Linked DNA regions of Homo sapiens: region 2 is linked to region 1. A link is a loop called in an ENCODE intact Hi-C map of the cell type or tissue named here. Cell type or tissue: OCI-LY7. All regions are shown on one strand. Links, peaks and the distances in the headings refer to the core of each region. The heading gives the core; the rest is flanking DNA.

Evidence for each region. Peaks named below come from ENCODE experiments on the same cell type or tissue, not always from the same donor. Only the 100,000 strongest peaks of a DNase experiment are listed, where the experiment ranks them.
Region 2: a loop joins it to region 1, with 1.9 times the contacts of the local background. A loop is called at or near these places in 3 of 110 quality-filtered maps.

Annotation. Positions count from the first base shown.
Region 1 is chr9:105,324,867-105,337,167 of GRCh38, reverse strand. It overlaps SLC44A1 (solute carrier family 44 member 1), which reads right to left. Exons shown (of 16, transcript NM_080546.5): 4 at 1,469-1,605. Among named protein-coding and RNA genes, the nearest start is that of SLC44A1, 86 kb to the right of the region's middle. In OCI-LY7, for the core only: no CTCF peak of the experiment used is centred there; a DNase peak (open chromatin) is centred at 6,207; H3K4me3 peaks cover 1,178 bases; H3K27ac peaks cover 2,219 bases.
Region 2 is chr9:105,377,439-105,389,739 of GRCh38, reverse strand. SLC44A1 (solute carrier family 44 member 1) reads right to left here. Exons shown (of 16, transcript NM_080546.5): 14 at 6,381-6,617; 15 at 4,238-4,318; 16 at 1-707. The coding sequence ends at 684. Among named protein-coding and RNA genes, the nearest start is that of FSD1L, 64 kb to the left of the region's middle. In OCI-LY7, for the core only: no CTCF peak of the experiment used is centred there; a DNase peak (open chromatin) is centred at 4,159; H3K4me3 peaks cover 784 bases; H3K27ac peaks cover 565 bases.

The DNA.
Region 1 (12,301 bases), core at 1,408-9,407:
TGGAAAAACCCTTAAGGAAGGGCTCACCCCTCCCTAAGAAACCTTATAATGTTGAGGCTGGTATGAGGCTCAGCAACAACACATGTGGGGATACAATATGGGAATAAAAAATGAGATCGTGAAGAGTGGTTGGCACTTCTTTATTCAAGTACCTACCAAGTGTCCAGTATTCTTCATACATCATCTTATTTAATCTTCATAACAACTTATGAGGGAGTATTATTTTTAATCCACATTTTTTCAGATGAGGAAACCTAGGCTCAGAGAACTTTTACCCTTTACCCTCATTACAGAGCCAGTCAGTGACAGTCAGCACTGGAATCCAGACCCAAATCAACCCATGTTATCCTATGCTGAGGGCATGGAACAACGGAACAGGGATACTGCCAGCCTGGGAGGCTGCAGTCCTCCTGCCTTCAGAAGGCTAGCATCCCCAACTGGAAGACACTGGAGCCATGCTAGTGTGTGTAGAGCTATGGTTCCATGCTGTCTGTCCACCCAGCTAGAAGTTGTACCCACTGGATACCTGGGTCGTTCCTTGTTCCAAGCAACCAGCACTAGCCTGTGGATCTGGGCAGGATCAAGGCAGCTCTGAGGATTCCTACACACAAAATACAAGCATGAAACCTCAAGGAAATTCAAAAAGATAGGCCTCTACAAAGGGTGGTTAAAAAAACGATTCTCTGAAGAGAACTGAGGCAAGCCATGTGGACCTGAGGATGGTACTAGAGATAAAATGCCTCAGAGAACAGAGCTAGATTTCAGGAAACTATGTTAGTTTTCTCAGCTAATTCCTCTATCTTTAGCCTCAAAGTTGCTCACAATTATTATCAGAAAAAGAGCTATGACAGAACGTTAAATTTAAAAAGCAGAACACAAAACTATATACACACCGACTCATTGAAAAAGTACTGATGCTAGAATTTAAATTTCTACTTCTTATTTTTTCTGAACTTTCCAAATTTCCTATAATATGCATATGTTACATTGCTAACCAGGGAGATACACACACACACACACACACACACACACATGCACACACACACACATATGTATGTATATATATTGTTTCAACATATAAAACTTATTTCAATTTTTATATATGTGAATTGAAATACTTTTAACCAATACTTGGGAAGGGGGAACAAGAAATAAATTTTACATAGAGTGGTTTAGTAATTTCCAAATACTCGATAGACTACATCAAAGTCACCTGAGATATTTATTTTAAAAATACTAACTTCCAGAGCACAAAGACCCACTCAGTCAGAATTTTGCCCAGGGAGGGGCCCAGGAATCTGGAGTTTAACAAGCTCCCTGGGTGACTATAATATTTTTTAGCAAGGAAGTCCAAAATTACTTCAATTATCTAAGGTTCCTTGATAATTTATTTAACACTAGGGCAAATTTATATTTAACAAAGAGAACAAGGTGACAGGACATAGATTTGGATGGCCTAATGTCTCACCATTTATCTCTGCAAACTTCTGAACATCACTCAGAGTTTTCAGTTCTTGCCTTGGACACGCTGCTACACACAGTGCTACAGACTTAATCTTCCGGTTTATCAAGTCCAGGTTGCATGGATCCAAAAAGAATACATACCTAAAGCATGGAGAAAAAAACTGAGATATTACTTCACAAAACACATTGTGGGTCCCTGCATATTTGACTAAGCCTAGAGCAAAGAACATCTATTCCACATTCCTCCACGATAAAAATCTCATCATAAATACATTTTAAAAAAATTGCTTATTAACAGACTAACAGTGGGAATAGGGGAATTGTAGGACTTATAATTTTCATGATCTATTTTTCTAATATTTAAATGTTTGTATTGTGCACATGCATATTTCATAATCAGAAATCATCTATTTTAGTTTTCTTCAAATCATTAATTTTTTCTTATTTTGTCAAACTTGTACCAAAAAAAATTATTGGAATATCATAATACTGCTATATAATACAGCATGAATAACAGTTTATATATAAACTGTAAACTTTAGTTAATAAATGTAATTCATTCATTATATATAATTCATATGAACAGAATTATATAATTCCAAAAATGAATATATATTATAGATATCAATGAATATATACAACTGAATATACAAAGTTAAATGGGGACCAGAGGGAAATACACCAACATTTCAACTACAGTCATCGCTGGGTGTTAAAATAAAGTGATTTTTAATTTATTTTACCTTTCAGAATCCGCATCTTTAGAAAGAATGCCAATTACTTTTGAACTGATATAACGGCAGTAAATATTGTTTATTAATAGTTTAAATACTGTCCATTACAGATAGATAAAATAATCCCCAAATCTGAAATTATACCCTTTACATCCTGTATACTTGTATTTTAGAAAAGGGAAGATTAATTAGAAAGCACGCCAAAGCATGTATTTTTAATGTTATAAAGTAGATGAGATGATAAAGATTGTAGATGCTAACATTTGCTCAAAGAGAAAGTAAGGGCTAAACATTCTCAATTGAGATAAGCTAAGTGCAATAACACGGATCAAGGAAGGGAGTACAAGAAGGAATGCTTCCACCTAAAATGAATCTCCAGCCAGGGTTCAATTCCACTGAGTCCATAGGAAGTTTTATAAAATCATGCATCTGTCAATAGCCTTTCACACAGTTAAACTCTGTTGCTATGCAAAATGTGGTTTCAAATCTGGAACAGGAAATATAACCTAATATAAAAATTAGGAGAACAAACTGAAAAGCAGAAAAGGTAAAGTCAATACATATGCTAAAATGGAAACTATAAAGGAAAAAAAAATAAGTAGGAAAAAAAAGGGGGCTACTACAGAGGCCTTTGCAGATCAAGTAACACTGCACACTTCAGCGCAGCAAGGGGACTGGGAACCCGGCATGAAGGTCAGGTATAACTTACCAAACGAAAAAAAAAAAAAAATGTGTGTGTGACCCTATCAGTGACTCCAAACCCATTAATGTTCTATCTATGCAGATAGAAGGAAAGAAAAAAAGCCAGGCAGAAAGATGAGGTTTAGAAGTAGGTTTTGTGGACTGTTTCCATGGCTGATAACAAGGAAGCAGGGCATACAGAGAATTGTTTCTGGCAACTTCTGAGTAGAAACAAGCATTCTCTTACTAATTCTCCCTTCTTCTATCCTGGGCGTCTGACTAAGCATGTCTATGCCTTTGACCCTGTATAATGAATTGCACAAAGACAGATTCTGGACAGGGAACAATCAGGTCCTTGAGAAATGTGTCACAAAACCTTTGAATCAACCACTACTGCTACCACCACCACCACCACTATCACTGCTACCATTGCCATCACCACCACCATCACTACTAAGAATACTTCTTTTTTTTTTTTTGAGATGGAGTTCTGCCCTGTTGCACAGGCTGGAGTGCAATGGCATGGTCTCAGCTGACTGCAACCTCAGCCTTTGAGGTTCAAACGATTCTCCTGCCTCAGCCTCCTGAGTAGCTGGAATTACAGGCACCTACTACCACACCCGGCTAATTTTTGTATTTTTAGTAGAAACGGGGTTTCACCATGTTGGCCAGGCTGGTCTTGAACTCCTGACCTCAGGTGATCCACCCGCCTTGGCCTCCCAAAGTGCTGGGATTACAGGTATGATAAGCCACTGTGCCTGGCCTAATAATACTTAATGATAAAGACTTTTAAAAATGATAGCCAATTTTATTGAGTACTTACTATTTATCAGACACCGTATTAAACACTTTACATGTATTAACTCATTTAACTCTCACAGTAATTCTGTTGTGTGTTTCTCTATGGGGTGGGAGGTGGGCAGTGGAACTGGGATGGGAGAGAGGCATTGAGTACACAGTTCTAAGTGATGAGCAATGCCTTGAGAACCATCTGGGGAAATCACATCACAGTAGAAAAAGAAGCTTAGGGAAAAGGAAAAAAAAGCCAGAAGCTGCCAGGGCCTTGCTGCTGGGCCTAGGCTGGATCAATGACAACCTCTTGAGAATAGATACACTGTCTGTCCTGTAGGCTTCAGCCTCCTCCAAGGGCAAAAGTATCCCTATTATATTTCTAACTTCTTTTATACCTTAAAACATATTCCTTTGATTTATGCTAGTGACTGGGCAGCAACCTTATCCCTTGCTTTAGTCAGACCAATGTGAACTTGCTTTCTGGTTCTCTCTTAATAGTTCTCTGACCTTGGAAAATATATTTATCCTTCTGAGCCTCAGTTTCCTTATCTGAAAAATTACATATCACCGATTTTATAGTTTGTTGTAATGTGATCAATAATATATATAAAGCACCTAACATAGTATGCACTCAGTGATTCGTGTCATTACCATTAAGAATACTATTTGCTTTCCATACATCTTACATTTCATAGTAAGGAACTAAACTCAACCCTTTCTTATATGGGCATAAAACAGGGATACAATACTAACATTCGGTTTTCATTTAGGAAAAAAAAATCTGTGTAGGAGTATTCATGACTAAGGGTAAGGTCATTACCCTTGAGAACCAAGTAGGCCCCCAAAACAGATCCAGCACAAAGAAAACAAGAACAGGAGGGTGAGAAGAATGCTACCATGACTACAACACTGTGAAATTAACACTGCACATTTTTCAGCCTGTGTATATGGTTTGAAAAGATCTAAAAACTTATTTGAATAAGAAATACACATCTTCAAGAAATACACACTCACATACATCACATGTTTACACTCTGTATCTTACCTGCCTTCCATAGTCTAAGAATATATTAAGCTGGCCAGGTGCAGTGGCTCAAGCCTGTAAACCCAGCACTTTGGGAGGCCAAGGTGGGCAGATCGCTTAAGGTCAGGAGTTGGAGACAAGCCTGGACAACATGGTGAAACCCCATCTCTACCAAAAACACAAAAATTAGCTGAGTGTGGTGGCAGGCACCTGTAATTCCAGCTACTTGGGAGGCTGAGGCAGGAGAATCGCTTGAACCCAGGAGGCGGAGATTGCAGTGAGCCGAGGTCGCACCACCGCACTCCAGCCTGGGCAACAGAGCGAGACTGTGTCTCAAAAAAAAAAAAAAAAAAAGAAACAAAGAAGGAAAAGAAAAGATATTAAGCTTAATTCTCTATGCCTTTCACATATTCAAATGCACACACATGAAGTTAAAAATAACATACAGACCTTGACCTTAGGTTCAGATTCTATTAACATTTGTTGGGTGTGTAGGTGTTAGTCACTGTCACATTCAAGAACTTATTTGATCTTTGCAACAACTCTGTGAGGTAGGGGCCATAACTATTCCAAAGATGTTAAAACTGAGGCCTTGAGGCCTAACCACCAGGCCCAAGAGAGCTAGTAGGTGCCAAAGCATGAATTCAAACATAGTACCTCTGATTCTGAGTTTCACTGTTTCCATTCTGCACTATTCCAAAATATTTCCTACAAATATCATTAGTAAATTTAACTGTTCTCTATTAACTTTGAATATTCTGTTTCCAGCATTCTGAAGTTCATCCAATCCATGGCAACATGCTTAAAAGTAATTATACTTTAACTAATTCATATTTAACTGAATATTTATAGGAGGCCAAGTGCTTGTATCAAACCAATTTATGATTTATTAAAACTGCACTTTCTTGCCTTTTGATTGGAAAATGTCCTTAACCAGGTAAATAAATGCTTACATTAGTTTTTCAGTTTTCACTTTAAACAAAATGAACTGATAGTTTTATTTTTAGACAATGAAACAAATAATCGTAATAAGCATGGTATTGACAAACCAGATTATTGTAACTGAAAACTACAGATGAGTATTTCAGCTGAGAGGGTAACACGCAGTATCCACCTACTTTCACTCCCAACAGGGCAAGGATCAGGAAAGAGATGCAGCACATACATTTTGAAAAAGCTTCTCAGGCCAACTCTGATTATGTGCCTTGGCCTCCATACCTCCCCCTTCCCTATGCCATCTCCAAGGTGGAGAGCCCATGTCACAGATAATCCATAAACCTAAGTTAAGAGCAAGTTTGTCGTTGTTATCCTCAGTGAATCTTTTACTAAGCTTATTAATAACTTAAATACAGCTTTAAGTTTCATATCCTTTAGAGGAACAGGAATAAATAAAATACCAAAAGTGAGAATGAAAGACAAGAAGCAGTAACAGAAAAATACTCTATAAACAAAACAGCCTAGACACCTGCAGGCATTGGCATATACAATATGCACATAGCATGATCAGATGATACAGAAATGCATTTGCAAAGGGAATTGCAAAACAGCCTAAGTAAGCTTTGAACTTAAAAGGTAGATGGGAATGGAGAAAAATGCTCAGACCAAACTGCAAAGCAAACATTACAGAGGACAGCTGGTAAGGCATGTAAATGTGTATTTATTACAGTTGGGGTGGTTTCCAGAAATTATCTGAGGAAGAGGAAAAGGTTTATTTTTAAATGGATATTTTTGAGATACAATAACAAATTATCCCAACAGGCAGGAAAAGGAGAGATGTCTGAATAAAATGCTCTGTCTACAAGGTGAACGAGGAGGACAGATGCACCAAAGATGAAAACAGGGAAACGAGACAAAGGTGGGACATTATATCACTGAAACTCAGGAAAAAGGATAAGAGTCAGAAAAGAAGTGACTTTTAAAGCTGCACTCAGAGCAAGATTAAAATGAATGATATGATGCCATAGAAGGTTTAAAACTGGTTTAAACTTCTGTTTTGCTTTTACTTTCTTTACTGAAGATAGGAGAAGGTAAAGAAAATAAGATTCACCAATAATTTACTTTGAGTCACAAAGCATTACAGGCTTTAGCCTCACAACATCCTAATTCAACAAATGATGGAACTGACTGGCAAGCTGGGTGACTAACCTAACTTTCCAGTTCAAACTGTAAAGTGAGAATAAATGCAAAGGAAAGTGAGTTACAGACCAGCAAGTCAGTTGATTAAATCAGTGCAATCTTCTGGGATCCCTGGAGATCCCTAATCTTCTGGGATCCCTGACAGACAAAGCCCTACCTGTACATGATATAGGGCTGTACTCTATGTGGTATGCAACACTCACGTGACAGGAATTAAATAGGATAAGAAAAACTTCATTTATAACAAACATTACTAGGTGTATACTCCTGGGCCAGACCCTTTGGATACCAAATTCATAAAATATAGTTCTTGAATGCAAGTAAGTTACAGTCTAGAGAAGAACACACAAAAATATATACAGTCATTTAAAAACCATGTGATAGGAGGCAAGGCTGAGATGTCAGTGGAAATTGTGTAATTCTGCATGGAGGATAAGGGGTTAGAGAAACCATTAAGGAGGAGGAGGCAGTATCTAAGCCATATTTTGAAATTGAGTAGGAATTTTCCAGACAGATGGGGAAGGGAGCACTCTAGGCAGAGAAAACTGCATGTCTAAAAGCACAGAATCATGAAAGAGCATATTTAAGGAACTGCAAATAATCTGATAAAGTCGACTATAGGATGGGGTATCAAAGAGCTATGCACCAAGGAGAAGCAGGGGATAGAAAATGTAGCCGTCCTTAGAATCTGGAAGATCTTACAGCTCTTCCATTAGGCAACACGTACTCAAATGGCCACGGAACAGTGATACCCTGGTATGGCCAGCCCCTCGAATTGAAGGCTAGAGAGGGAATGGCTGGGGAACAGCAGCGCTGATCCAGAGATGAGCCTTTGCCATTAAATTGCCTCCTGCTGCCATGGCAACTCTGTGACAAGACTTTTTGGAGCAAAAGGTGGCAAGCAGATACTAGATCTGCTGGCCGCCTCCTGCCGAATTTGGCTGCCTCCTGCCGAATTTGGCTGCTCTCCTCTCCAATCAGGATGGAAGCACTGCAGCACTAAAGCTGGAAAGCAGGCTGAAAAATCCCTCTGTCACCTTCTGCTTTAGTGATTCCTGATATGTGTCTTCCCCAGAGGGGAATAAAAATGGAGTCTGATCATTTTCCCAATTATTACCTCATATCAATTTACAATTTATAGCCCCTTTCCACAGAGAGTGTTGCCGTGAGTGAATCATACCAAACTGAAAACCATGACAGCCTAGCGGAGGCTTGCTATTGCTAAACATAGGCTACAGAGAGCCCCGCAGATCTGTACTCCACCCACAGCGGAATTCTGCCCAGAGGAGGCCTCTTATTTCCAGAGGGGCTGGTGTTGGGGTACCAGCAAGGCAAGTCCAGTCATCTAATCTGGGGTGGGACCCAAATGCCCCCAGGAGAGCCCTGTTATACTAGGAAAGAACTATGGGGCCAGCACACCAGAGTTGGTGAAACCCAAGAAACCCAACCCATGAGGTTGCTGACAGGGGTGTGCCTTTCCCCACTGCTTCCTCAATCCTAACTAGGAAGAGGCAAAAATCTCCTAAGGAAGAGGTGCCATTTGTTAAAACTAAAACCTAAGGATCCATCTCACCAACCCCCAAAGAGACAATTGAATTCTAAACAGCATGGCAGCCTCCTCCGCCAGCACTTCTGTAGACCTTCATTTACAGGCAACTGCTAAGAAGAGAAACTTTCATGGCCCTTTCTGGTAATTCACAGCACTGAGAGCTGAAAATAACTTTAAACTGCAGAGGAAGCCCAAGGATCAGACTAAGACAGCAATACTCAGAGAATGTGCACCTCTCTAACCTCACCTTCGCCTGGTCTCCCACTGGTCTCCTTTCTGTTCCTCAAGCAACCTGGCACACTCTCACCGTGGGGCTGCTGCACTGCCTATCTGCCTGGAATGTTCTTTTTCTAGAGAGCAACAGAGCTAGCTCCTTCCCTCCTTTGAAGTCTTCACTCAAAAGACATCTTCTCAGTGAAGCCTTTGCTGGCCAGCCTGTCTAAAACGCCAACTTTCCACTCTGATGTGCCTTCATCTTTCCTGCTTTGTTTCTCCTCAGACTTACACTCGTTCACACACTGTGTATTTTACTTATTTATCTGTTTATTTTCCACCACCACCACTAGTAGAATATCAGCTCCAACAGGGCAGAGATATTTGACTGCTTAATTCATCCCTACATCCTTAGTGCCTAAAATGATGCCTGGAATAAAGAAGAAGCTGCATATTTCCCAAATTAATAAACAGATGGTAATTATATAAGATTTTGCTAAGTGGGGCCAGAGGGGAGTGAAGGTAAGGAAGAAGATATTTCAGGAACAGAGAAATACTCTCGTTTATTCAAAAGAATTTTATCAAACACCTATTCTGCCAGGTGTAGGCCTAAATAAGTACTAAAGATACGATGATAAATAAGACCACACAACTAAGTGTCTCCCTTCTTAGTGTTCACAATCCAGAGAGTAAGAAGACAATTACAAACAGTGTGCTAGTGCTAGAGCAGGGAAAACAGGATTATAGAGGAGGCATCAAACGTACCCCATTAATGGAAAATCAGGATAGGTGTCCTGAGGAAGGGATATCTAAAGCTGGGACCTAAAGAATGAGTAAGAGTTAACCAGTGTGGATGAAAGGGGGTAGGAACAGCGCAGGAACAGAGCAGGCAAAGGCAAAAAGGTTAAAGGGAGCATGGCACAGCTGAAAACAAGAAAATGGTCAGGATGGTTCATAGACGGCTGGACAGGCAAGCTGATGCTAGATCATGCAGGGCCTTATAAATGGTACGCCTGTAAATCCCAGCACTTTGGGAGGCCGAGGTGGGCAGATCACTTGAGGTCAGGAGTTCAAGACCAGCCTGGCCAACATGGTGAAACCCTGTCTCTACTAAAAATACAGAAATTAGCCAGGTGTGGTGGTGTGCGCCTGTAATCCCAGCTACTTGGGAGGCTGAGGCAGGAGAATTGCTTGAACCTGGGAAGTGGAGGTTGCAGTGAGTTGAGATTGCACCACTGTACTCCAGCCTGGGTGACAGAGTGAGACTCAGTCTCAAAAAAAAAGATGTTAGAAAGTCTGGAGTTCATCTTAAAGACACTGGGAAGCCACTGGGAGCTCACCAGCTGCAAGGTGCAGAATGAGTCAGAGGCAAGCAAGAGAAAAGAGACTGGCCAGGAGGCTACTAAATTTCTACCAAGAAATGATGACTTGAACTAGGGTGGGAATGTGAATAAAAAGGAGATTTCAAAAGTTTAGACACAATGAAGAAAACTTTATGACTGATTATACATAGGTGGAAAGGAAAAAAATTAAACATAATGCTTAGCATCTCAGACTAAACGGTTAGGACATTCTGGTTTGGAATCCTGCTCAATTCTGTAAGATAGGGGACTCAGGAGGAGGAGCAGAGTACCGAAGGACAAGGATGACGTTCCAACTGCAGAGAATTTAAGTTGGAGACACCTATGAAGTGTCCAAATGGACCTATACAGTTGGCTGTAGGATTCTAGCAGAGAAATCTGGACAGGCGACAGTGATTTTGGAATAATCGGCATATATAAATGGTAGCTTTCCCCTGGGAGTGCATGAGATCACCAAAGTCAGTGTGTAGGGTTAAGATTCTTAACCTGGGTGAAATCTGTGAGCCTCCAGAAATCATAAGCAAAATCTGATGTGCAAATCCATATGTATTTTTCTGAAGACAGATTTTATACTTCATAGTTTCGAATAGATTGTCAAAGGCCTCGTAAGAGTAAAAAGCAAGATGACGAAAGAGCCAAAGAAGATACTAACATTGCAAAGCAAAGGCATGGAACTGGAAAAGCACGGGGGAAGACTCCCCTCTTTAGCTACAATGCCTGTCTCCTGCTTATCCATGTACCATGGAGGGAGACATAATTGTCAGAATGGCAACCAAGAGTCACTTATAGCAAATGATATTACTTATAATAAACTGAGGCAAGAAAGTAAATTAAAACAACTTTAGCTGGGTGCATTAGCTCTTGTCTGTAATCCCAGTACTTTGGGAGACAAGGGCAGGAGGATCACTTGAGGCCAGGAATTTGAGACTAGCCTGGGCAACACAGCCAGACCCCATCCCTACAAAAAATACAAAAATTAGCCAGATGTGGTGACACACGCCTGTAGTCCCAGCTGCTTGGGAGGCTGAGCTGGGAGGATTACTCAAGCCCAAGAGGTTGAGGCTGCAGTGAACCAAGGTGGTACCACTGCACTCCAACCTAGGTGACAAAGCAAGACCTGCCTGGTCTCTTAAAAAAGAACATTTCACATAAAAAAACAATTTTCTACTTAGTCCAATAAATTGAAAGAACACTCCTAAATCAACTTGTTTCAGCACTCATACTGAGAAATAATATGTGTCATGGGCCAATGGCCAGAAATTTCATTTTCTTTTTAGTTTATCAGCTTTTCTGAAATATAATTAACATACCATAAAATTCACCTGTGTAAACTGTGCAATTCAATGTTTTAAGTATATTTGACGGAGTTGTTCATCTCATTACTACAATCTAATTTTAGAACCTTTTGTCACCCCCAAAAGAAACCTCCTATCCATTAGAATTACTCCTCATCTGTTATGGTATAAATATTTGTCCCCTCCAAAACTCATGTTGAAATTTAATCCCCAGTGTGGCAGTATTGAGAGGTGGTGCCTTTAAGAGGTGATTGGATTATGAGAGTTCCTCCCTTGTTAATGGATTAATGAATTATCATGGGAGGGGAATTGGTGGCTTTGTAAGAAGAGAGATGTGAGCTAGCATATCAGCACACTCGACCCCTCATCATGTGATACCCTGAGCTATCTCAGGACTCTGCACAGAGTCCCCACCAGCAAAAGGCTCTCATGAGATGTAGAACCTCCATCTTGGACTTCTCAACCTCCATAATTATAAGAAATACATTCCTTTTTCTTTATAAATTACCCAGTTGCAGGTATTCTGCTGTAGGCAACAGAAAACGAGTGAATACATCATCCTTCCATGTCCAACTACTCCCCAGCCCTAGGCAACTACTAATCTACCTTATGTCTCTATACATTTGTCTATTCTATACATTTCATATAAAGAGAATTGTACCATATGTGGCTGGCTTCTTTTATGTAGTGTAACACTTTCAAGGTTCATCCATGCCATGGCATATATAAGCACTTCATTCCTTTTAATGGCTGAATAACTTTTCATTGTGTGGATATACCACATTTTGTTTATCCTGTCATCAGTTGATGTACATTTGTGCTGTTTTCTGTTTTTGGCTATTAGATGCTGCAGCTGCTATGAATGTTCATGTACAAGTCTTTGTGGGGACATCTGTTTTTAGTTCTCTTGGGTAGATACGAAGGAGTGGAATTGCTGGATCATATGGTAACTCTATGTTTGATATTTTGATGGACTGTCAGATTGTTTACAAGAGCAGCTATCATATTTTACATTCCCAGCAGCAACGTATGAGGGCTCCAATTTCTCCACA
Region 2 (12,301 bases), core at 1-8,000, 54 kb before region 1:
TTTTTTTACCTACTTTCTTTTAAAGAAGCGTTAGGGTAAACTACAAATACCTGAGGAGTTGGTTACCTTTTAATGTTGGCTGACAAATGTATGAACTATTATGAAAATTCCCATATTGGGCCCAATTGTATGTTTCTAAAAGTAAAATGACATGGCTTCTTTGATTGGGGAAAACTGATTGGAGTAATTCCTTATTTATCTGAAAGCATATGCCTAGTCTTGACCCACTAGGACTTATGCATCAGTAAAATAAGATCTTGATTTTATACAGACATCAGGGAAATTACCCCTGAATAAACTTTAGACATAATTAGGTACAATAATTTTACCTATTTTTAAATAAAGTTAAAATCTCCTCTAAGTTATTAAAAATGTTAATCAGATATGAATTTTAACATTTCCATTAAGACAATTACAGTTGAAAACATTAAATGACGGAAGTTGCCTTGTAAAAGCCACCCGTATGAAAGGAGTACATGTTTGACAAAAATAAGCATAAAAAAGGTATTAAATCCCTGTTCCTTTTCTCTGATTTTGGCTGATTTATGTGTGTGTGTGTATATACATATACATATATACACACATACATATACATATATACACACACCCACACACACAAATACATAGTTATGTGTATATATTGTTTTGGAATGTCAATGGGTTTCCATAACCGTCGGCTAGGTTCAAGCAGAACTTGCTCCCGAAGCCTAGAAAACAAAGTCATACAGAGTATAATCTTAGACAATTACCATTAAAAGGAGATCATGAATGATGTTACAAATATACACATGGTCACAAACAGCAAGACAGCAAAATGGACTGAGAATCCTTCTCCCCTGAATTCCTGGAGCTGAAATTCTTATGAATGTTGAAAGTCACACTTTATCCAGGATCATCTCTGAGATACACAGAGCATACTTCTCTGGCCCATGTTCCTACAGTGTCTAGGATTTTTCCTCCCTTTTCTCTTTAAGTTCTTTCCTATATGATAGCAAGCAGACAGTCAGAAAATCTCTTTCCTAAACCTCTTCATCACTTTTGGTACATTTTTCCAAAATCACTTTCAGAGAATCATAAAAAAATTCATAAATCTTTAAAGTTTCCTTAACTAGCGAGCCTCTCTCAGGGAAAAGTTCAAGAACAAAACCGGAAGTTCTCATGTTTAGTTCAATGATCTGCTGTCAAAAGGAAAATATAAAACCTCATTTTACTGAACATTATTTTATAGGCTAAAAATGAAGCCTAAATTAAAATATCTCATTGAGGAGGGAGGAAGATAGTGAATTCAAACAGCAGCAATGTTTCTAGAGCTAATGCAAAATAGGCATGATGCTCTTTTATAGAACTTTCATCTACAGCAACAATATGTGAATTATATCAAGCAAATACAAATAAGCAATCCTAAATTCTATCAATCCCCAAACTTTCAGTAGAAATTTCTGAAATACTTTTTTAGAAACACATGCAAAGGAATGGTGTTAGTAGGGGCCAACTCTAATCATGCATACTATGGAAGAGAAATAAAGAAGGTACTAAGGTGCTGAAAAAATAAAACTACTCTGTGAGCAGCATTTCACACTTGTCTTCTGGGAACTTTTTAACCATTTAAAACATCATTCTTAGGGACCCAATGCTACAATGTCCAAAGCACCAGAACAATGCACATAGAAGATGTATTTTGGGATGCAGCAGAGGGTTTTTGCCATTAATCTGCAAGCAATGAACTGATGAACAGCATAAAATGAAAGCAAAAATTAAATAAAGATTTTAATGCATTGTTTGAAGTAAGGGACACTATTTCAAAACTGAAAATACTAATAGGAAACAACTCTTTCTAAAATATTTGGCATCTGGTAGAATGCCACATAACCTGGGCAATTCTCCCAGGATTATTACCTATAAATTAGGAGTTTAGGTAAGGAAAGTATACTTGCATTCTGATCTACTACAATTCATCTACCATTCATTAAAGAATACTATAGAAATCTGTGCCAACTCATGGCCACATTACCTAGTCTTCAACCTCGAAATATTTCTCCCTTTCTTTAAATGCTTATTACTGAATGATGTAATGAAAGCTTCAATCACTAGAAAGACAGAAAAGGGGGAAAAGCTTGGTTTATATTTTAAGATTTCATATGTCTTGTTAAGTTTTGGGCTTAGAATCGATTTGCTGAACAATTAGGACCTCCAAGCAGTAGAAGGAAGGAAGCCTTCCTCATTTCTCCATGTTGCCATAGGGTTGGCAGAATCTCCACTGCTGCCCTCCTCAGCTTTTGTGAAATAAGAGGGATACAGAAAGGTGTGGAGGGCAGGCATGGAACCTGATGGGAAGATTACTGGTGTGCCTCCATCTGCCCAAGCAATCATGTCTAGGTGATGCAAACTTAAAATTCAGAGCTATGTGGGTACTAGAGTGATCTGTGCTCTGGGATTCTAAACATTTAAATTTGATTTTATAATTATTCATGCTATTAAGTAAGAGTAACACCAAAATAGGCACTGGAAAGGGTTACAGAGGAAAGGTTTTATATCTAAATATTTTATTGAGGCTTTAACTTAGGTTGAATATGCGATTAGTTTGAATATACATATAGCCTCCCTGCCTCCCTCCAAAAATAAACCTATTTCCTTTACTCTTAATTAAATGAGCTTATTTTATATCATATATATATATATTTTTTTTTTTTTTTTTTTTTTTGAGATGGAGTCTCGCTCTGTCGCCCAGGCTGGAATGCAATGGCGCCATCTTGGCTCACTGCAACCTCTGCCTCCCAGGTTCAAGCAATTCTCCTGCTTCAGCCTCCCAAGTAACTCGGATTATAGGCACACGCCGCCATGCCCAGCTAATTTTTTTTTTTTTTTTTTTTTGGTATTTTAGTAGAGACAGGGTTTCACCGTTTTGCCCAGGCTGGTCTCAAACTGCTGAGCTCAGGCAATCCACCTGCCTCGGCCTCCCAAAGTGCTAGGATTACAGACATGAGCCACCATGCCTAGCCTACTTAAATGAACTTATTTTATAGCATATATTTTAAAGTTGAAAACCTACAAATCAGGGGTATCCAATCTTTTGGCTTCCCCAGGCCATCCTGGAAGAAGAATTGTCTTGGGCCACATATAAAATACATTAAGGATAGCTGATGGGCTTAAAAAAAAAAAGGCAAAAAATCTCATGTTTTAATAAAGTTTACGAATTTGTGTTGAAAGCCTTCCTAAGCCATATGCGGCCCACAGGCAGCAAGTTGGACAAACTTGCTATAAATCAAATCATTTACTAAAGTGTAAAGAAGACAGAAAGGAAAGTCCTTACCTCACACTTTTGAACATTATATGCAGTCAGGGGACACATTGTTTAAAATTATTTAAGGATGCAGACAATTATATAATATTTGAAAATAAACATGCTATTTAAAAAAATACGTGTTTAAATTAGGAAGTAATTAGACCAATATATGATAGAGGCATCTGTTTCTATGCTATAGTGACAATATCCATGTGAAAAGCAGCTCAAGGTTCTCTTACACTCATTAAGCTGCTTTTTTCAAATAAAAGTGGAGTAGAGAGATATATTTGTGTACATATACATATATAATATCAACTACCAGAAATAATTTATCCATCTCACAATTAAACTGGGAGAAGACTAGATTGTCTTACTGAGTGGGAATGTGGGTATTGATGAAAACAGCCTTGTTTGCTACTGAAAAATAGCTTAAGAAACAAAGAAAGTACAACCTAGGCAACAGAAGAAAAAGTCAGCCAAGGGAAAAGGACAGCAATGTAAGCAGAACCATACTTTTAAAAGGGGGAGTATGAATTTTAGCAAGTTGAAAGGAATTGCTATGATCACCTTCCAAAATGATAAAAATCAAACCGTCAGTTCAAGTGTACACCAAAATGTTCAGTCTGATGAAAGCCAAACACTGACAGTTAAAAAGGAAACAAGAGCAACAGCAGTTTTACCTTAGGGAAAAAACCATCATCCCCTACCCGCCCCTGCCGAGCACTGACGAGGATGCTGTTCCTTTCAGCTTACTTTTATAGAAGGTGGTCTCAGTTGTGACAAGAATTCTGCCATCCAAGTGATGGGTAAGCACACAAACAGAAAGAGCAGCATGTCCTGCGTGATACAGATAACAAAAGCTTCTCCTGAAGAAGTGCAGTCAGTGAAGACAGAGAGAGAGAGGAAGTGAAAGTGAAATTCTTGGAGGGCGGCCACCTCCTCATCTCCACCTACCATCGGCTTTAGCTCTCTGGAATCAGCGACGCCTCCCTTACCAGCTTCTTTCATTGCTTTCCTACTGTTTTCCACAAACTCCTGCAAAATATGGACCATATTGAATAAATTCTTGGGTCCTTTCAGATTTGTTAGTAGATGAATTCTAAAGAACATCTACATTTTTGACTCAATCTTGGTAAATGGATGGCTTAAAAACATAGCAATAAATAATGTTTAGTATCACACATGAGAGTTGCTAAATTTGTAGAAATGGACTCTGCAATTCGCTGATTAAAAAAATCTTCTTTCCATCCATTCATTGTGACAATCTTACTAAGGCTCCAAGAGATAATGTTAGTTCTACCTGGAAGAGAAAATACCTAACATTTTTAAGAGGCTATTTTCTCATACTCAGAATATCATTTTATTTGTTGTTGTTGTTTTTTTCTATATCAAGGTTAAATGAAACAACAAGAACACGTTACTCCATAAGCCTCCACTTTTAAATAACCATAGAAGGTAAAAGAACACATTGATACTGCTAAGCACATAATGCTTTTTTTCTTAACCAAACCATAAACAAACTACTCTTTTTAAAAAAAGTGTCAATCTGACCATGACATTACTTCATGAAGCAGGAAGACAGGGTGTATCAACCAGAACCTATGGTTAGTAGTAGTCGAAATGGGAATGTGCCCAAAGGGAACATTTCTATTCTGTCAACGTTTACGGGGAACTTCTTCATTAAATATCCTCACCATTCCTACAGAGAAAACTGAAGGGTGGAAAACAGTTATTTTTTACTCTGCTTTTGATCAGTGACTTAAAAAACAGTAACACTCTTCTAAATGCTTTAGTCACAAAAGAGATACAATAATCATGATCAAATTCCATTAAGAAAATAACCAGTTAGAATTAGTTTAGACATTAAGAAAATGTCCAGAATTTAGCTGATGTTGCCAGAAAAAGAGAAAATCAGTGCCAAATAGGTCAGCTAAATCATTTGGAATTCTTGCTATTGAAAAGAAAAAAAAAATCTAGGCTGGGCATGGAGGCTCACACCTGTAATCCCAGCATTTTGGAAGGCCGAGGCAGGCAGATCACCTGAGGACAGGAGTTCAAGACCGGCCTGGCCAACATGGTAAAACCCCATCTCTACTAAAAATACAAAAATTAGCCAGGAGTGGTGGCACATGCATGTAATCCCAGCTATTTGGGAGGCTGAGGGAGAACTGCTTGAACCTGGGAGGTAGAGGTTGCAGAGCCAAGACCATGCCACTGCACTGCAGTCTGGGTGACAAAGCAAGACTCCGTCTCAAAAAGAAAAAAAAAAAAATCTAGCTTATTTATTAATACACTTATTTTAGATTTAACTGGATAAAATATGCTCCTGGAAAATGACTTGTTATTTCAATGTATAATGCTTAGTATTCAATATTACCCATTTTGAGATAGAAATATTTCACAGCTTAATAGCAAACTACTATTATTTAGAAAGCATCTTTACTTTGGTAACATTTAACACTGATTATAACAGTACTTAAACCATTTAATAAGGTTTTCAAAATTTTAAAGAAATTTAATTGAGGTTCTAATATGAAAAATCTGCATATATCTGTGTAAAGGTTCAGATCTTGACTAATAAATAACTATACACTCTACCAGTCATGGGTCTGTTATCGGTATTCATCACAAAATGCTTTCAATTTGGCCTACCATATTTAAGATAATGAGTTTTAACCAGGGTTGACAGCAGTAATGTTTGGGGCAGTGGTGGATAGAGAAAGACAGGTAGGCACTAGGACCTGGGAAACAGGATATTTTGTCTTTGAGCCCCATTTCAGGAAAAGGCTAGAAGCTAGTTTAAAAAGTCAATTCAAATCTATCTAACTACAGAGAGAGGGGCAGCAAGAATAGGGTGAACTTAGGACTATTAACCAGTACTGCTCTAGCTAGGTGGATCTGAAATGATCTTGTCCATGCCAAGAAGCCGTCCTCCCTGACTTACCCTAGATTAACCTCATTTATGAGTCAGTGCTATGGGGTTAATTCTAAATTACTCAGTTGCATATAGTGTGAATTAAATATAGAGAATGTTTTACAAAATATTTTTATTGGTATTTTTATCCCTAAAATAGGAAACGGCATTTGAAGTACTTACCATCAGCACTTTATCCATATAGAATTCTCTGCCAGGGCTCCCATCATTGTATTTTGTATCAATGGCAAAACACAAGAATAATACATCCACTACCATTTCATAAATAGACAGGAAGCAATGAGCGACTAGGAAAGCAAAGAGGCAGACGATGATCAGAGGCAGCACCCATACTGTGTAGTCCTGCTGGTAGTTGAGCAGCATAATCCCAGCTAAACCTGTGCTGCAGACTATCAGCACCTGAAGCAGAGAGAACAAAGATCATATTTAATATCCTACTGAAGAAAGCCACTCTTTTTTCACCATTTGCAGACTTAAAATTCTACTATTTATAAATGATGGTTGCATGAGGCCATTCCATCTCAAATGAGGAAATATAATCCACATATTCTCATATACACCCAGAGTTATACATGCTTATCATATAATATAAATTTTAAAATCATACTTTAAATGATTCTGGTTTAAACATAATTAAGTTTTCCAAATGCTATGCTGCACCCTAAAACTTAATCTATTTAGAATCTGTGGCAATTTTTAAGATAAATGTATGCATATTTTAGAAAAAATTTACAAACTCTTAGCACTCAGAAAAAAAGTGATATTTCAGTGTAATGGTATGTATTTTTTCTAAGCATTTTCACATATATGAAATAGTATTATATAAACAAATCACTATAAGCTTTTCATTAATATACATAGAAGTATCATTATAAATGCTTCATATTTACTCAGCTACATAATTTCATTTTATGAGTGATTTAAAATACATGTAACCATTCTCTTACTGTTAGAGATTTATATTGTTTTCAGATATAAATAATGCTGCAACAAACATGTATAGTCTTAGAACTTTTTCTGTGTTTCGTATTTTATTTCACATAGAATATGTGGTAAATATAATTTGCCATGAAGTGTATATTTGGACTCTCTGTGAAGAAAGAGGTTGCCAAAAACATCCATGCTAAAAGAATAAAAGAAATAGCCAATTTAGTTATTGTCAAGAACCACCCACTCTGATGCTTATTTCACATGCAGCATTTTAAATTTTTTGTGGTTTTTAAAATACATTTTATTCCAGCTTTTCAATAACCCTATGAATGGTTTATGGCAAATATTATCATCCCATTTTATAGCCTTGGAAACACACTTACAGATGCCACCCGACCTGAGTAGAAAAAAAAGAGTAGATCCAAGGTCAAGGTCATAAAAGTAGGAAAAAAGAACAGATCCTACTCAAATAATGGTCTTATGATGTCAACTCCAGTGCTCTTTTCAGATAAAAACTCAGAAATATTTGGATATTGATCCACAGCAGTAATGGATTCTACTGAATTCTAGACACACTCTTTCCCAGCTCTTTATTTTGTCTTGTATAAGGCTTTAAGTAAAGGGAAAAAAGAGACCCCTAGAATCATGGCAGCCTCTTCTTGTCTAGCATTAAGAATAATAGGCAGACCATGAATTCTTCTTTGGCATTTTCTCCAATATTTATCAACATCAAGGCATTTCTCATTCACCATTATCTTAACTCGGAGTTAAAATGCATTAGATGATACATTGGTTAAGCTATAAATTGATCCCTCTCTCAGATGCTTCTAGGGAGCAAATCTGGGTCTGCCCAAGCTTTGGAAGACTCCCCACCATTTTTGTAGCAACACACTTATGAATCTTCTCTTATAGTGACTTATTTTCTGGGGTTATTTCCATAGATGGTTAATTACTTCCATTTTTTTTCTTTCTCATTTTCTGGGGTTATTTCCATAGATGGTTAATTACTTCTATTTTCTTTTCTTTTTCTTCTTTTTTTTTTTCGAGACAGAGTCTTGCTCTGTTGCCCAGGCTGGAGTGCAGTGGCATGATCTTGGCTCACTGCAACCTCCACCTCCTGGGTTCAAGCAATTCTTCGCCTCAGCCTCCCAAGTAGCTGGGACTACAGGTGCTCGTCACCACACCTGGCTAATTTTTTTTTTTTTGTATTTTTTAGTAGAGACAGGGTTTCACCATGTTGGCCAGGCTGGTCTCGATCTCCTGACCTCAGGTGATCCGCCCGCCAGGGCCTCCCAAAGTGCTGGGATTACAGGTGTGAGCCACCGCGCCTGGTCATTACTTCAATTTTCTTCCACTCTCCTGGTTTCAATTTTAGAGTGAGTTATTTCCTATACTCTCCAAATCTTGCACATTCACCCTCTTGGAGGGCTGAGGTTCTTCATGCTCTCACCATGCCATTAAAAGTTAAACCCCTTTGAAATGGTAAAGTTAGTTATAGAAAAAAGGTATGGCTCAAACAAACTAGACGCTGAGACAAAAAGCTGGTGAGATGGAAGTTTAGATATTCTCATGCAGGAGGTAACTTCAACAATTAGTGATGTTTAGCCAAAAAAATGTAGTAGTTATTCCCAAATATAATGAAAGAGTGTTATGCACTTATTCAAACAGATACATTAATGGTTCTCAAACTGTAGAAAGGCTAAGAATGCAGATTCCTGGGCCCTAATCCCAGAGTCTGGTTGGTTGGATCCATGATAAAGCCCAGTAGTTTGCATTTAAAAAGTATCCCAGGTGCTGATAAAGACTATGTCTCAAGAAGTACTGGTCTATATCAGTGATCTCCATGGTGGATGGAGATCCACATGGATGGAGATACCCACGTCCTAGGGAGTATTTAACAGGATCACCTGGGACTTCTATTATATTTCTCATACATTTAAAATGTCTTCTTTCGTATGCTTTATAAGACATATATTAGTAACAGCTATATATATATAAATATTTACATTTATTTGATAAATATTTGATAAATAAATGTAAATATATTGAACAACTGTGATCAAACTTTTTTCTTAATAGGGCGCATGACTTTAGAAGTTAAGAGATCCCTAGCTGGGCATGGCAGCTCACACCTACAGTCCCAGCTACTCAGGAGGCTGAGGCAGGAGGACTGCTTGAGCCCAGGACTTCAAGACCAGCCTGGGCACAAAACCAGATTCCATCTCAAAAAAAAGAAAAAAAAATAGACGTTCCTGTTCTAGAGGATAAATTATTGGAATGCAGTAGAAGAGATTCATGCTTTAGGTAGGATGTGGGAAGCAGGAAGGAAAGGAAACTAGTTTTGGAGTCAGAAAGATGTAGATTTGAATTACGGAATTAGTACTTAGTTTTGTAACTCTAAGCAAGTTCATTTAACCATTCTGAGCCTGTTTTTCCATCTTTAAAAGAGACATAACAATACATACATCCCACGATTGTTAAAATAAGCATTCTAAAAGTATTTAATGCAATGCCTGGCAATGTTTCTCCCTCTCTCCCTTCCTTTCTTTTCTTGCCATCATAAGTGCAACATTTATGATGCTCTTTCTCTAGAGAACCTACATTTTGAAAGATATTATTTACAAATAAAATAGCATTTATAAGTAATAATTCATATTCTCAATTTTTATTAACCCAAGTCAAATAAATTGTCAACTAGAAGATATAATTAGTGTGAGAAAAGATATTACCAAATGGAAGTAAAGTAATTTCACACAGAAGCAAAGGAATTTGAGATTGAGGGGTTTTGGGATAGCTTTATTAGGACAAATATCAATACTTAAAAATATTTAAACTGGATTATAAACCTCTATTCTTACCTTTAGGACCCTATTGGCCAGTGACCATATGTTACAAGTCACTAAACTAGAAGAGCTAAGGTCCCTTACAAATCTAATTCACATTCCATAAAAACTATTAGAGTACCATAGAAATGGAACCCATAATGATGTCTTTTTTTTATTTTTAAATTCACAGTTTTAAAATTGAATTTAAAATTTAGAGGTAATTGTGAATTCACATGCAGTTGTAAGAAATAGTAGAACGGTTCCACGTACCCTTTACCCAACTTCCTTCAATGATAACATCTTGTAAAACTATAGCATACTGATATCACAACCATGATATTGACATTGATACTGTGAAGATGCAGAATATATCCATCATCACTGGAACCCTTCACTTTGTTATTTTACAGCTATTTCCCCTCCTCCTCAACCCGATCTCTAACCACAAATCCATTCTCCATTTCCATACTCTTGTCATTTTACTTTTTTTCTTTTTGAGAGTCTTGCTCTGTCACCCAGACTGGAATGCAGCGGTGTGATCACGGCTCACTGAAGCCTCTGCCTCTGGGCTGAAGCGATTCTCCCACCTCAGCCTCCCGAGTAGCTGGGAATACAGACGCACCCCACCATGCCAGGAAAATTTTTGTATTTTTTTGCAGAGATGGGGTTTCGCCATGTTGTTCAAGCTGGTCTTGGACTCCTGGGCTCAAGCGATCCACCCTCCTTGGCCTCCCAAAGTGTTGGGATTACAGGCGTGAGCCACAGAGCCCAGCCCTGTTGTCATTTCTATTATATAAATGGAATTAATCTTCTGGGATTAGATTTTTTCGCTCAGCATAATTCCCTCAAGATTCATTCAAGTTGATATGTATATGAACAATTCATTTCTGGCATCATGTTTTATAATGTTTATTATGATCTATTAGTTGAACTACCTGATTAGAAACAAATTCTGCATGCTAGCAGCCATTGAATTGTAATGAAAAACTCTTTTCAAAAGATTTACTGTATTCTATGACCAGAACTATATTTTTAGGAAAGAAAAACTAAAGAACATTTATATTAAAATGTTAGAAACCCAGAAGATTTCTCTTCCTCTTATTTTTCTCTTTTCTGAATTTCTCAATTAAAAAAATGTATTTATCTTTTATGGTTTTTAAAGTCATTTGAAATATTATAAATATTACATTATTAAAAATATATCTTTCTGGAAAGCAATCTGGCAATGCACATCAAGAACCCTAATTAATTCTAATTCTAGGATTCTGGTCTCAGGAAATAAAGATTGATGTGGGCAAGATTTACACACAAATACAAGCTTTAGGTTAGTAAAAAATTGAGCACAGCTCAACTGTAAAAAACAGAAAACCTGAGGATTGATTAAATAAATGACACAACAGTTGTATAACCATAGTTAGAAAAGTGTTAAGAAAACAAGAAATGCTCATAATGTAACACCAAGTGAAAAGAGGTATACAAAACTGCCTTCTCTACTAGGTTTCTTTTGTTTTTGTTTTTGAGACAGAGTCCCGCTTTGTCGTCCGGGCTGCAGTGCAGTGGCGCTATCTCAGCTCACTGCAACCTCCACCTCCCAGATTCAACCAATTCTCATGCCTCAGCTTCCAAGTAGCTGGGATTACAGGCATGTACCACTATATGCCTGGCTAATTTTTGTATTTTCAGTGGAGACGGGGTTTCCCCATGTTGGCCAGGCTGGTCTCGAACTCCTGACCTCAAGTGATCCACCCACCTTAGCCTCCCAAAGTGTTGGGATTATGGGCGTGAGCCACCGTGCCCGGCCCTCTACTAGATTTTAAATTCTATGTATTGATCAGTATATAACCAGGACCTGTAACAGTCCTTACCACATTACTAGTAGACACTCTATAAAGACATGAATAAAAAGATATAATAAAAAGTTTTAACAGGTCACTAGGCTGCTAAAAAAAGCCAATTTTAGAACATTGTGTTTTATCATCTTTATATTCTTCTCTTTTTTTTTTTTAAGACAGAGTCTTGCTCTGTCGCCTAGGCTGGAGTGCGGTGGTGCAATCTCGGCTCAGTGCAACCTCTGCCTCCTGGGTTCAAGCGATTCTCCGCCTCAGCCTCCCAAGTAGCTGGGACTACAGCCACTCGCCACCACGCCCGGCTAATTTTTTTTTTTTTGTATTTTTTAGTAGAGATGAGGTTTCACCACATTGTTGGCCAGGCTGGTCTTGAACTACTGACCTCAGGTGATCTGCCCGCCTTGGCCTCCCAAAGTGCTGGGATTATAGGCATGAGCCACCGCGCCCAACTCATCTTTTTATTTTTCATTAAAAAAATAAT